Linked DNA regions of Homo sapiens: region 1 is linked to region 2. Evidence: chromatin contacts called from ENCODE Hi-C or POLR2A ChIA-PET data. All regions are on one chromosome and are shown on one strand. The core of a region is the stretch at or near the end of the contact, and the rest is flanking DNA. Distances in the headings are between cores, read along the strand shown.

What was found. Hi-C counts contacts between places; a loop is a spot of excess contacts on that map. ChIA-PET counts read pairs that join two places held with the same protein, here RNA polymerase II (POLR2A). Pooled maps may share reads with other maps.
Region 1: a loop to region 2 is called in a pooled map, with 3 times the contacts of the local background. The contact joins the promoter of DESI1 here to the enhancer-like site in region 2. A Hi-C loop is called at or near these places in 2 of 50 pooled maps. POLR2A ChIA-PET finds 5 or more read pairs at or near these places in 2 of 52 experiments (GM10248 and MCF 10A).

Annotation. Positions count from the first base shown.
Region 1 is chr22:41,619,771-41,625,996 of GRCh38, forward strand. DESI1 (desumoylating isopeptidase 1) reads right to left here and starts at 1,273. Exons shown (of 6, transcript NM_015704.3): 1 at 982-1,273. The coding sequence starts at 1,069. XRCC6 (X-ray repair cross complementing 6) reads left to right here and starts at 1,525. Exons shown (of 13, transcript NM_001469.5): 1 at 1,525-1,575; 2 at 2,220-2,316. The coding sequence starts at 2,235. RefSeq lists an enhancer at 691-1,292 and a silencer at 1,024-1,293.
Region 2 is chr22:40,590,351-40,596,300 of GRCh38, forward strand. It overlaps MRTFA (myocardin related transcription factor A), which reads right to left. Exons shown (of 15, transcript NM_020831.6): 2 at 4,324-4,385. Among named protein-coding and RNA genes, the nearest start is that of MRTFA, 43 kb to the right of the region's middle. RefSeq lists a silencer at 3,095-3,389 and enhancers at 3,235-3,434, 4,015-4,224. Within about 2 kb of position 3,426, at least 4 of the 41 ENCODE cell types and tissues checked have a DNase peak (open chromatin) inside an H3K27ac peak, as active enhancers do.

The DNA of each region.
Region 1 (6,226 bases), core at 23-2,522, 1.0 Mb after region 2:
TCGTCTCACAGAGATGAACTAAATCATTCGCCAGTGTCTCCACAGAAGCCAGGAAAAACTAGCCATTCAAATGGATGCTGTCAAAGCTTCAATTTTCAATAATTGGAATTCTTTCCTGCTCATTGTTACCCGAAATTACAAACCTGACAATTCCTGTGTTACACAAGACATTCCTGTATTTAAGTTGAAATAAGGTGTGATCGTCACTGAATGAGGGCTGGTTTTTCTCCTGCCAGTTAAGTAGTTTAATGGAGCACAACCGAAATACTTTCTTTACTAATCCTTATTCACACAGCCTCATCCAAACTTCCCCCAAAACTGCTTTCTTGCCATTTGAGCAAAAGCAATTAACTTAGAAACTGTGGGGAGAAGACTGCTTGGTGAATTCTGGAGTTCGGGGCTCCTCTTATCCTGACTTGACCTACCTGGGGGCGATGGCTGGGTCCCTAGGCAGCTCTATCTCCCCCATCCCACCTATCCCTGGGACTGCAAAGGGAGCTTCCTTTTGGCACTGAGACAAGGTTCTCCGAGAGCCACCCGACCTCCGCAGTGTCTCTGTCACCACGAGGGGCACCGCGCGGCAGGCATCCTCACCTTTCCTACACCGCGCCAAGGAGGCAGGAGTGCACTGGGCTACCCGAGCGAGGCAGAGAACCCGCCGGGATCCAGCGCTGGTTTACCCCACACCCTCGTCGAAGGGGCTCTCGAGGGCTCGGTTTCTGCCCAAGCCCCCTGCAAGGTGGAGGCATGACTCCTCCATCCCTTCCCCTTGAATTCAAACGTGAGGATGGTATCTGCGAGGCTAAAGCGGGGCTCAGATGGCCCAAACTTCAGACCACTCTCTTCTCCACTCGGCTTTTCTTCCATCCTCCTGGCCATGTGTCTCCCCGTGAGTCGTGGCCCAAGTCTCCCCACCTCGGCCAGCCGCCACCCTCTGGCCTGGCTCCCGCCCTCCTGCCCACCTGGCCCCTTCCCCCTCACCCAGCATGATGGGGCTGAGCCGCCGGGCCAGGCCTTTGGACAGGTCGTACACGTAGAGCTTCACCGGATAGAGATTCGGCGGCTCCATTGGGACCCGTGGCGACGGCGGCCACGACGGCCCTCGGGCACCCGGCAGCGGCTTGGACCTTCCCGTACCCGACGGGAGTGCGAAGCGGAGGGAGAGGGGGGGACCGAGCCCGGGCCCGGGCTGAGGGGTGGGGGAGAGGCCGCCCTGCGCTGCTCGCGCCCCCACACCCGCTACCGGCAACGACTACTGTGAGGTGACAGAGAGGGGACAGGGAGGGCCCACACGGAAGAGGGGGCGGGGGCAGGGATGCACTTTTGCGCATGTGCTTACAGTCCTGACGTAGGAAGGGGCGGGGCTTTGCCGAAGGGGGCGGGGCTCTCGCTGATGGGTTGGCTTTCGTCAGGGACATAGGTAGAAGCTGGTTGGGGAGTGTGCGTGCCAGCCTGACGCGATATAGTGCGCACATGCGTGATGACGTAGAGGGCGTTGATTGGGACCGAGTACAGGGCCCGCGCATGCGTGGATTGTCGTCTTCTGTCCAAGTTGGTCGCTTCCCTGCGCCAAAGGTAAGCGGGCCGTTATCCATTTGTGTTGTTCGCCAGCTAGGCCTGGCCTCGTCCCGCTTCGCTCGGTCGGTCTCGCGCGCCCCCATAGCCTTGCTAGAGGGTTAGCGTTAGCCTTAAGTGTGCGAATCCGAGGAGCAGCGACAGACTCGAGACCACGCTCCTTCCTCGGGAAGGAGGCGGCACCTCGCGTTTGAGGCCCGCCTGCGTTTGAGGCCCGCCTGCGCTTGCGGCCCGCCTGCGCTTGAGGCCTGTCTGCGTTTGAGATCTCATTGGGCGTGATTGAGGAATTTGGGGAGGTTTTTGGGCGGTATTGAGGACGAGGGGGTCCGTTAGTCAGCATAGAATCCTGGAGCGGGAATCCCTCACCGTCTAAATGGCGTCGGGGGCGGGACCTCCGGGATCTGGCTTCCGCGGGCCGCCGCCGGCCCTGAAACGTGAGGGATAGCTGAGATGAGGCAGCTACTGGGATGGCCCCCATGCGCATTTACATGCAGTCCGACTGCCGAGCTTTCGAGGCAGCAGGATTTACCGTCCACATTCCTCACTACTAACCAAGCTTTTAGAACAGATCTCACAAGAACCTAGAGGTCGGTATTTTTTCGATTTAAATTTGCCTGTTACTGACGTTAACGTCTTTCGCCTAGTGAGCAGTAGCCAACATGTCAGGGTGGGAGTCATATTACAAAACCGAGGGCGATGAAGAAGCAGAGGAAGAACAAGAAGAGAACCTTGAAGCAAGTGGTAAGTGACTTCAGCATGTAGTGCCATTCGGTGTGTGGAAGAAAGACCTTCCCTGCCTATCTCTGCTGGATGGACTTTGCTGTTTGATGGCCTGCCCTTCTCCTCCCAGATAATTCTGAAATTCTTTTCTTCCTTTGAACTTCGCAGAGCTACCCTAGGCTCTTATATGCAGATCTTACTCTAGTGTGCCCTAAGTTTTTTTTGGACACTGGTAGTTTGACATCTTTTGGTCCCTGATAAATGGCCATGACCATAGGTATTTTTTGTCATCTTAAGTGGTTCAGGTGAGACCCTTCTCATCCAGGAAAGTAGTGTTACCATTCCAGGACCTCAGTGTAAAAATGCCCCCACCCTGCAATAACTACACCAACCAAAGAATAAACGCAAGCAACACAGTTACAGGAAAGTGATTGATTCCCTCACTATAGCCTCCACGTTTGGGAGTGTATGTGCAGGCAACACAGTAACACATAAAACAAAGGAAGAGAAATAGGGGTACATGTAATCTTCATACTGGTTAATTTAACTCCTGAGCAGAAAAATTTTGAATATTTTTATTAAAAATGAGAAACGGCCAGGCGCGGTGTCTCAAGCCTGTAATCCCAGCACTTTGGGAGGCCGAGGCGGGCGGATCACGATGTCAGGAGATCAAGACCATCCTGGTTAACACGGTGAAACCCCGTCTGTACTAAAAAAAAAATACAAAAAATTAGCCGGGCGTGGTGGCGGTCGCCTGTAGTCCCAGCTGCTCGGGAGGCTGAGGCAGGAGAATGGTGCGAACCTGGGAGGTGGAGCTTGCAGTGAGCCGAGATGGCGCCACTGCATTCCAGCCTGGGTGACAGAATGAGACTCTCTCAGGAAAAAAAAAAAAGTGAGAAACATAGGAAATACAAAAAAGAAAAAAATTTGCTATAATCTACCACTCTAACACAACCACTACCAGCATTTTGACATTTTTGTATTTTTCTTTCAAGTATCTTTCAATATTTATTTCCTAATGAAATATATATATTTTTTAATTTTTTAATAGAGACAGGCTGGAGTGCAGTGGTGAGATCATCGTAGCTCACTGTAACCTCAAACTCCCGGGCTCAAGTGATCCTCCTGCTTCAGCTACCTCAGTAGCTGGGACTACAAGTGCCGCCAACTCCCAATAATTTCTTAATTTTTTGTAGAGACAGGATCTTGCTATGTTGATCAGGCTGGTCTCAAACTCTTGGCCTCAAGCGATACCCCCAAGCCTTGGCCTCCCAAAGTTCTAGGTTTATAGTCATGAGCCTCCATGCCCAGACTGTATCTGATTTCTTTTTCTTTTTTTTTGGAGACAGTCTTGCTCTGTCGCCCAGGCTGGAGTGCAGTGGCGCGATCTTGGCTCACTGCAAGCTCCGCCTCCCGGGTTCATGCCATTCTCCTGCCTCAGCCTCCCGAGTAGCTGGGACCATAGGCGCCCACCACCACGCCCGGCCAGTTTTTTGTATTTTTAGTAGAGACGGGGTTTCACTGTGTTAGCCAGGATGGTCTTGATCTCCTGACCTTGTGATCCGCCCTACTCAGCATCCCAAAGTGCTGGGATTACAAGTGTGAGCCACTGCGCCTGGCCTATCTGATTTCTTGTATTGTAACGATAGTGCATATACATTTATTTATTTATTGAGACAGAGTCTTGCTCTGTCGCCCAGGCTGGAGTGCACTGACTCAATCTCGGTTCACTGCAACCTCCGCCACCCCAGTTCAGGCTATTCTCCCATCTCAGCCTCCCAAGCAGCTGGGATGACAGGCGTGTGCGCCACCACACTCGGCTAATTTTTGTATTTTTAGTAGAGGCAGTGTTTCACCATGTTGGCCAGGCTGGTCTTGAACTCCTGGCCTTAGGTGATTCACCCACCTCGGCCTCCCAAAGTGCTGGAATTACAGGTGTGAGCCACTGTGCGTGGCCTATAGCTCATTTTAAATATACCATAATTTGGCCGGGTGTGGTGGCTCACACTTGTAATCTCAATAAATATACTGTAATTTGTCTGGGTGTGGTGGCTCACGCCTGTAATCCCAACACTTTGGGAGGCTGAGGCGGGCAGATCACTTGAGGTCAGGAGTTCGAGACCACCCTGGCCAACATGGCAAAACCCCATCTCTACTAAAAAATACAAAAGTTAGCTGAGTCTGTGGTGGCATGCACTTGTAGTCTCAGCTGCTTGGGAGGCTGAGGCACGAGAATTGCTTGAACCGGGGAGGCAGAGGCTACAGTGAGCTGAGATTGCAACACTGCACTCCAGTCTGGGCAACAGAGTGAAACTCTATCTCAAAAAAAATAAAATAGGGGCCGGGCGCGGTGGCTCACCTCTATAATCCCAGTACTTTGGGAGGCCGAGGCAGGTGGATCACAAGGTCGGGAGATAGAGACCATCCTGACTAACATGGTGAAACCCCGTCTCTACTAAAAAAATACAAAAAATTAGCCAGGCGTGGTGGCAGGCGCCTGTAGTCCCAGCTACTCTGGAGGCTGAGGCAGGAGAATGGCGTGAACCCGGGAGGCAGAGCTTGCAGTGAGCTGAGATTGCATCACTGCACTCCAGCCTGGGCGACAGAGTGAGACTCTGTCTCAAAAAAATAATAATAAAATAAAAAATAAGGCCGGGCGCGGTGGCTCACACCTGTAATCCCAGCACTTTGAGAGGCCGAGGCGGGTGGCTCACGAGGTCAGGACATCGAGACCATCCTGGCAAACACGGTGAAACCCTGTGTCTACTAAAAATACAAAAAAATAGCCAGGCGTGGTGGCAGGCGCTTGTAGTCCCAGCTACTCGGGAGGCTGAGGCAGGAGAATGGCGTGAACCCGGGAGGCGGAGCTTGTAGTGAGCCGAGATTGCGCCACTGCTCTCCAGCCTGGGCGACAGAGCGAGACTCCGTCTCAAAAATAAAATAAAATAAAATAAAATAGGTCAGGCACGGTGGCTCATGCCTGTAATCCCAGCATTTTTGGAGGCCAAGGTGGGCAGATCACCTGAGGTCAGGAGTTCAAGACCAGCCTGGCCAACATGGTGAGATCCTGTCTCTACTAAAAATACAAAATAAGCCAGGCGTGGTAGCGCATGCCTGTAATCCTGCTACTCAGGAGGCTGAGGCGGGAGAATCGCTTGAACACGGGAGGTGGAGGTTGCGGTGAGCCAAGATCGCGTCATCGCATGTTTAAGGTTCTTGACACACATTGCCATTTTGTTCTCCAGGAGACAGCTAATTAAACTTATTAAGAAGCAGCAGGCCATGCACAGTGGCTCACGGCTGTAATCTCAGCACTTTGGGAGTAGGAGGCTGAGGCAGGCTATCACCTGAGGTCGGGAGTTTGAGACCAGCCTGACCAACATGATGAAACCCCATGTCTACTAAATACAGAAAATTTGCTGGGCATAGTGGCACATGCCCGTAATCCCAGCTACTTGGAGATGACCAGACATTATATACCTTTTTAGGAAAAAATATGTTACTTATGATAAAGTCATGCTGAAGAAAGAAAACCTGAATCAGATTAAGCCTCTCTAGGTCCTTAGTAGGAAGGACAGAGGACTCTGTTAATCTACACCAAAAGAGGTCAATCGGCAGGCCAGGCAAGGTGGCTCATGCCTGTAATCCCAATACTTTGGGAGGCCACGGCAGAGGATCGCTCAAGCCCAGAAGTTCAAGGCTGCAGTGAGCTATGATTGCGCCACTGCATTCCAGCCTGTGTGAGAGAACAAGACTGTTTCTAAAATAATTAATTCAATAATTTTATTTTTTTATTTGAGATGGAATCTCTGTCGCCAGGCTGGAGTGCAGTGACTAATCTCGGCTCGCTGCAATCTCTGCCTCCCAAGTTCAAGTGATTCTCCTGCCTCAGCCTCCCTAGTAGCTGGAATTATAGGCATGCGCCACCACA
Region 2 (5,950 bases), core at 2,176-4,675:
CAACATGGTAGGTAAGCCTTTAAAAAGCTCCAGTGTAGCCGGGCGCGGTGGCTCATACCTGTAATCCCAGCAATTTGGGAGGTCGAGGTGGGTGGGTCACGAGGTTAGGAGTTTGAGACCAGCCTGGCCAACATGGTGAAACCCCGTCTCTACTAAAAATACAAAAATTAGTCGGGCATAGTGGCACACACCTGTAATCCCAGTTACTCAGGAGGCTGAGGCACGAGAATTGCTTGAACCCAGGAGGCGGAGGCGGAGGCTGCAGTGAGCCAAGATCACACCATTGCACTCCAGCCTGTGTAACAGAACAAGACTCTGTCTCAAAAAAAGAAAAAAAAAAAAAAAAGGAAAAGCTCAAGTGTATGACAATATTCACATCTTTTACTGAGTATCTGAATACTTATGCACAGAGCAGAATTCTCCAAATCAGCTAATACCTAGTCTGTATACACACACAAGAAATAACCAATAAATTATTCCCTTTAAAAATAAATAAATAGCAGCTGGGCACGGTGGCTCACAGCTGTAACCCCACCACTTTAGGAGGCCAAGGCAGGCAGATCACAAAGTCAAGAAATCAAGACCATCCTGGCCAACATGGTGAAACCCCGTCTCTACCAAAAAAATACAAAAAATTAGCCGGGCGTGGTGGCACGCGCCTGTAGTCCCAGCTACTCAGGAGGCTGAGGCAGGAGAATTGCTTGAACCTGGGAGGTGGAGGCTGCAGTGAGCTGAGATCGCGCCACTGCACTCCAGCCTGGCGACAGAGCGAGACTCCGTCTCAAAATAAATAAATAAATAAATAAATAGCAAATGAAGTGAACAGAAAACCCAGAAATAATAACGAGCTCTTACTGAGAGGCCTGAGGCATTATAAAATAACAACTTTCCACTCCGGCCTGGGCAAAAGAGCGAGACTCCGTCTCAAAAAAAAAAAAAAAGATAACAACTTTCAAAGAAAAAAATAACTTTGAATAAAAGCTAAATCCCTTCTTTTCAAGGTTACACTTTTTAAAAAGTGTTGAGAAAATGTAATAAAAATAACAAAAGAGTGGTATGTTTGACCAGTAATAAGAAACTAATATATAAAGAAGAGGAGGAAAGAAGACGTGCAATACGCAGAGTGGTGGAAAACTTCATGAGTGGAAGATTAAATCCGATGCAGAACTTAATAAAATGTGCGCCTTACTTCAAAGGAAGTTTAAAAATGGTGTTTACAAGGGATCTTTCTGGGGTATTGGAAATGTAATACTGGAGTGGGGTAATGGTTGCACATCTCCACAAAATTACTAAAAATAAACTGTACACTTCAAACAGGTAAATTCTGTAGTATATAAATTATACCTCAAAGTTATTTTTAAAGAACTAACATTTGTTCAACAAAGAAGGAAAAATTATATTAAGTTTATCTCACTAAACCATAAAAAGGAAGTGGCCAAGAGGAAAAGTACAGTAATTCATTCAATAGACAGAAAAATAAAAATGGAAAAATGCATAGATTAAGAAATGTTAATGTGTCCATTTCAGCCCTTGAAAGGACAGTATAGTATCTCCAGGTAATTCTGCTGCTCTTAACCAGATTTTCTTCTTTCATAGATATATGCACAAGTCCAAAGGAGAAGGAAGACTTCAGTTTAATTGCATATCACCTAGGAAAGAGCTGAACAATTTATTCTGACCCCCAATTACTGCATGACTGAAAGACATAGAGATGGTATCTCCCATGAGAGAAGAATTTCAAGAGAAAATTTAAAAACAGAAAATCAAATTTATAATTGTTTTAAAAGAATGTGTGGGCCAGGCATGGTGGCTCATGCCTGTAAATCCCAACACTTTGGGAGGCCGGGGTAGGAGAATTACTTGAGGCCAGGAGTTCAAGACCAACCCGGACAACACAGTGAGACCTCAGTCTCTACAAAAAAAAAAAAAAAAAAATTATTTTTTTTAATTAGCCAGGCGTGGTGGCACACACCTGCAGTCCTAGCTACTCCGGAGGCTGAGGCAGAAGGATCACTCGAACCCAGGAGGTCAAGGCTACAGTGAACTGTAAATGTTCCACACTGCACTCCAGCCTGGGTAATAAATCAAGACCCTGTCTCTTAACTTAAAAAAAAAAAAAAATCTGTGGACATTTTTTTTTTCTTTTTTTTTTTTTGGAGACAGGGTCTCACTCTGTCACCCAGGCTGGAATGCAGTGATGCAATCACACCTCACTACAGCCTCTACCTCCCAGGCTCAAGCAATCCTCCCACCTCAGCCTCTCTAGCAAATGGGACTACAGGCACATGTCACCATGCCTGGCTAATTTTTTTTGGTGTTTTTTGTAGAGACAGGATTTCACCATGTTGCCCAGGCTGGTTTCAAACTCCTGGATTCAAGCAATTCATCCACCTCAGCCGCCCAAAGTGCTGGAATTACAGGCATGAACTACCACACCCAGCCTGGTAATTTCTTTACAAGCATAATGACAAGAGTCAATTCCCTCAACCAGGTGAAACAGCCAAATGGGGAATTTTCTTGGTATTTTTGAAGAAAATTAATTTGCATTGGCTCAGGGACTTTTGCAGAAGTTTCCCAAAACAGCAGTACTGTACTTTTTTACTCCATTTGCAGATACAGAGATCAAGCAAAACTGCACCTATAAACAACCCCAATCCACACTTGCTTTGAGCTCTGAAAATATTAACCTACACTGACCTCTCCTGCACCAACTTCAGCAAATCCTAGGTCAAGAGCCTCAACTTCCCAAAACAGCACAGGTGTCTCTAATTTCAAACCCGCCAGTCTCCACCCTGCCTTTGGCTAATCAGTAGCAAGCCCCCAAAAAAAGAAAAAAATTAACTCATATAATTATTCTTTCCTTCTCCAGAAAACAAATGAAGTAACATAAAACACTACAAAATTCTATTTCCTCTAAATGGCTATTATAAATAGTTCAAGACACTGAGTCACAATATTATTCACCTAGACTTGAAAAGCTGTAATATCAATGAACTTGATATATTTCAGTAAAAGAACATACATGAAAATTTACAGTACAATGCCTAACTCCAGCAGGAATTCAATAAAAGTTGGTACCTTTCTTTACTTTCCATTAATTTTATCACACAGTATTTCCATGGAATAGTTTATTACCCCAATATAAAAGTAGAACAATAGAAAAAAGATAATTTACTGACCACACAGATCACACCCAGAAAATTCAGACCACTAGATGATGACAAAGGATTCATTTACAGAAGTTTAACTTTAATCTACCGTCTCCTCCTCCTTCCTAGACAGCAGCGTCAATTCCAAGGCCATGTTCCTTCTGCTATAGGAAGTGGCTACACTGTTTTTCCCTGTAGCAATGTACTAATCTCTTCTTTGTGACTGAGAGAAAGCCAGTCTCAAGAACCTGTGCTAAGTGTAGATGCAGCAAGAGTCCAGACTGACATCAACCCATAGAACCCCACACACAAGTTTACAGGATTCCTGGTTGGGGAGTTCCGTTTTGACTGTCAAGTTTACTCTGCAACTGAGCCAGGTCTCCTGTACCAATAAGCAACGGGAATCTCAACATACTTATGGTGGTAGAAAACTAGAACTACATGAACTAGCAGTAGCCTTTACCTTGACAGGAAATATTCTGACAGAAATAGTTTTGCAGAGCTGCGTGAACTGCCATCTATAGCTCTTTTTGCAGGCACCTGACATAAGACAGATACATAAGCCAAAGCTCTATCTGGTGTACTTTTGTTCAGGCCCAGGAGCTTAAGATAGGAACAAAGCATGTTGTGTCAAATCAAACTCTAGTGGTTACAGATGGACAGATCCTGTCATCAGTAACAAAATTTACAGTTGCCAGTAATGGCCTGGCTACTGTCTAGTCAGGTCCTTTGTTGCATTTAGTCTACCATTCACACAGGCTACTGATTTTTAGAGTGATCAGAATAAGCTAGCCTACCATTACCCACCACCCTAAATTGGTTTACATAATGGCTCCAACACAAAAACTTCTGCCCTCAAGGACTGGATTAAAGAGGTAGGGGTATGTGTGGGTGGGTACATGTGTAAATTCATGGTTCTGTTCTAGGACCACCAAAATTTTACATTGGTTATGTTGTTTCTTAGCATTCTCTACATTCTAATGAGATACTAGATGTAGTCCACAACATTAAACCACAGGACAGACCATCAGGAGGCACGATGAGTGAGACTGAAAAAGATAATGTTTCCCCAAACAATAGTCAAATCTGATCTATTCTAGGTCAGTACAATTGAAGATACTAACGACCACATTAGGAAAGGAGGGAGGGAAGAGTAAATAAATCTGGGACCTACCTTGCTTACAATTCCCACAGACAGATGAAATTCAATTCCATGCCAACCATACCCTCCGATCACTACAACACAAACAGAAAAATAAAAGTTCATGCAATATAAACAGTTCTTCCCATTCCTAAAAGGCGTTTGGTTTCAAAGGTAAGAAGCTGTTTCTTATCTCCTTTCAATCCTCTCCATGCACACAACAGTGTTAAGAGTTCTGTCACTGGTTAAAAAAAAAAAAAAAAAAAAGGCCCATGTAAGTGGAGTTAAATAATAGGTAACACTGATTGGGCACTTCCTATATGCTAGATACTGTTGCAAGTACTTAAATATTAAAACTAATTCTCACAACAACTCTATGAGACAAGTGTTTTTATTAACTCATTTTATATCCTTATATCCAAATGACAATTGTCCTATACCTCTGAAAACTGCTCTTATTGGTGTTGATAAATGCCTTTTTTTTTTTTTTTTTTTTTGGACAAGGAGTCTCGCTCTGTCGCCGGGCTGGAATGCAATGGCGCAATCTCAGCTCACTGCAACCTCCGACTCCCAGGTTGAAGCAATTCCCCTGCCTCAGACTCCCAAGTAGGCTGGGACTACAGGTGTGCACCATTACGTCGGGCTATTTTTTTTTGTATTTTAGTGGAGACGGGGTTTCACCATGTTGGCCAGGATGGTCTCGATCTCCTGACCTCGTGATCCACCTGCCTCAGCCTCCCAAAGTGCTGGGATTACAGGTGTGAGCCACCGCGCCCGGCCGAGAAATGCCTTTTAAATAAACATAGGCAATCTCTACCACCGTAGGTGGGTTATCATAATGGTTTGTATGTATAAGTGTTCTACATTCATCATTTACTTCTTGAGTCCTCACAATGTGATGAGCACTAATACCAGGTGCTGAAGAGGATTCATTCTCTTCCCTTAAGGAGTTGAGAAACTAACTGGACAGATAAGACAAAACAAAAACAGTTCAAGAAATGGAAGTCCTTATTATGAGGCATAATACAGCCTCTTTGTGCAATCATTCACAGTAAAAAATCAGCAAGCTCTGGGGAAAAGAGAGGAAGGCTTTACGTAAGAGATGCTCTAAAGCTGGACCTTTAAAAATAAGTTAGATCAGCAAAGAGTGGAGAAAGTCTTTCCAGGCAAGGAAAAGAGAACAAAGACATAACAGAGACAGAATCAATGGTATATCTAAAGTCTTTTTTTTTTTTTTTTTTTTTTTTTGAGATAAGGTCTCACTCTGTTGCCCAGGCTAGAGTGCAGTGGCATGATCACAGCTCACTGCAGCCTCAACCTCCTGGGATCACATAATTCTCCCATCTCCCTGGCCCTGAAGCCTTTCATAATCTGATCCCACCCAGTCTCACAAGCCTTTGCTCTCTGGCCACTAATGTCCCTCCTCCTCCCCATTACCCACACCAAACTTCCTCCTAGAACATACTGTCTTTGATAGTTCTACTGTTTCTCCTACTACCTAGAATGTTCTCTTTTCCCTGGCGGGTAACATTAATCCTGGCACTCAAAAAAAAATAGCCTCTGTTGTAAATAATTTTTATTATTTAAGATACAACTGAGGCTGAGTGCCGTAGCTCAGTTGGAAGAAGAAAGAAAGATAAAAGAAAATAAATTTAGAGGT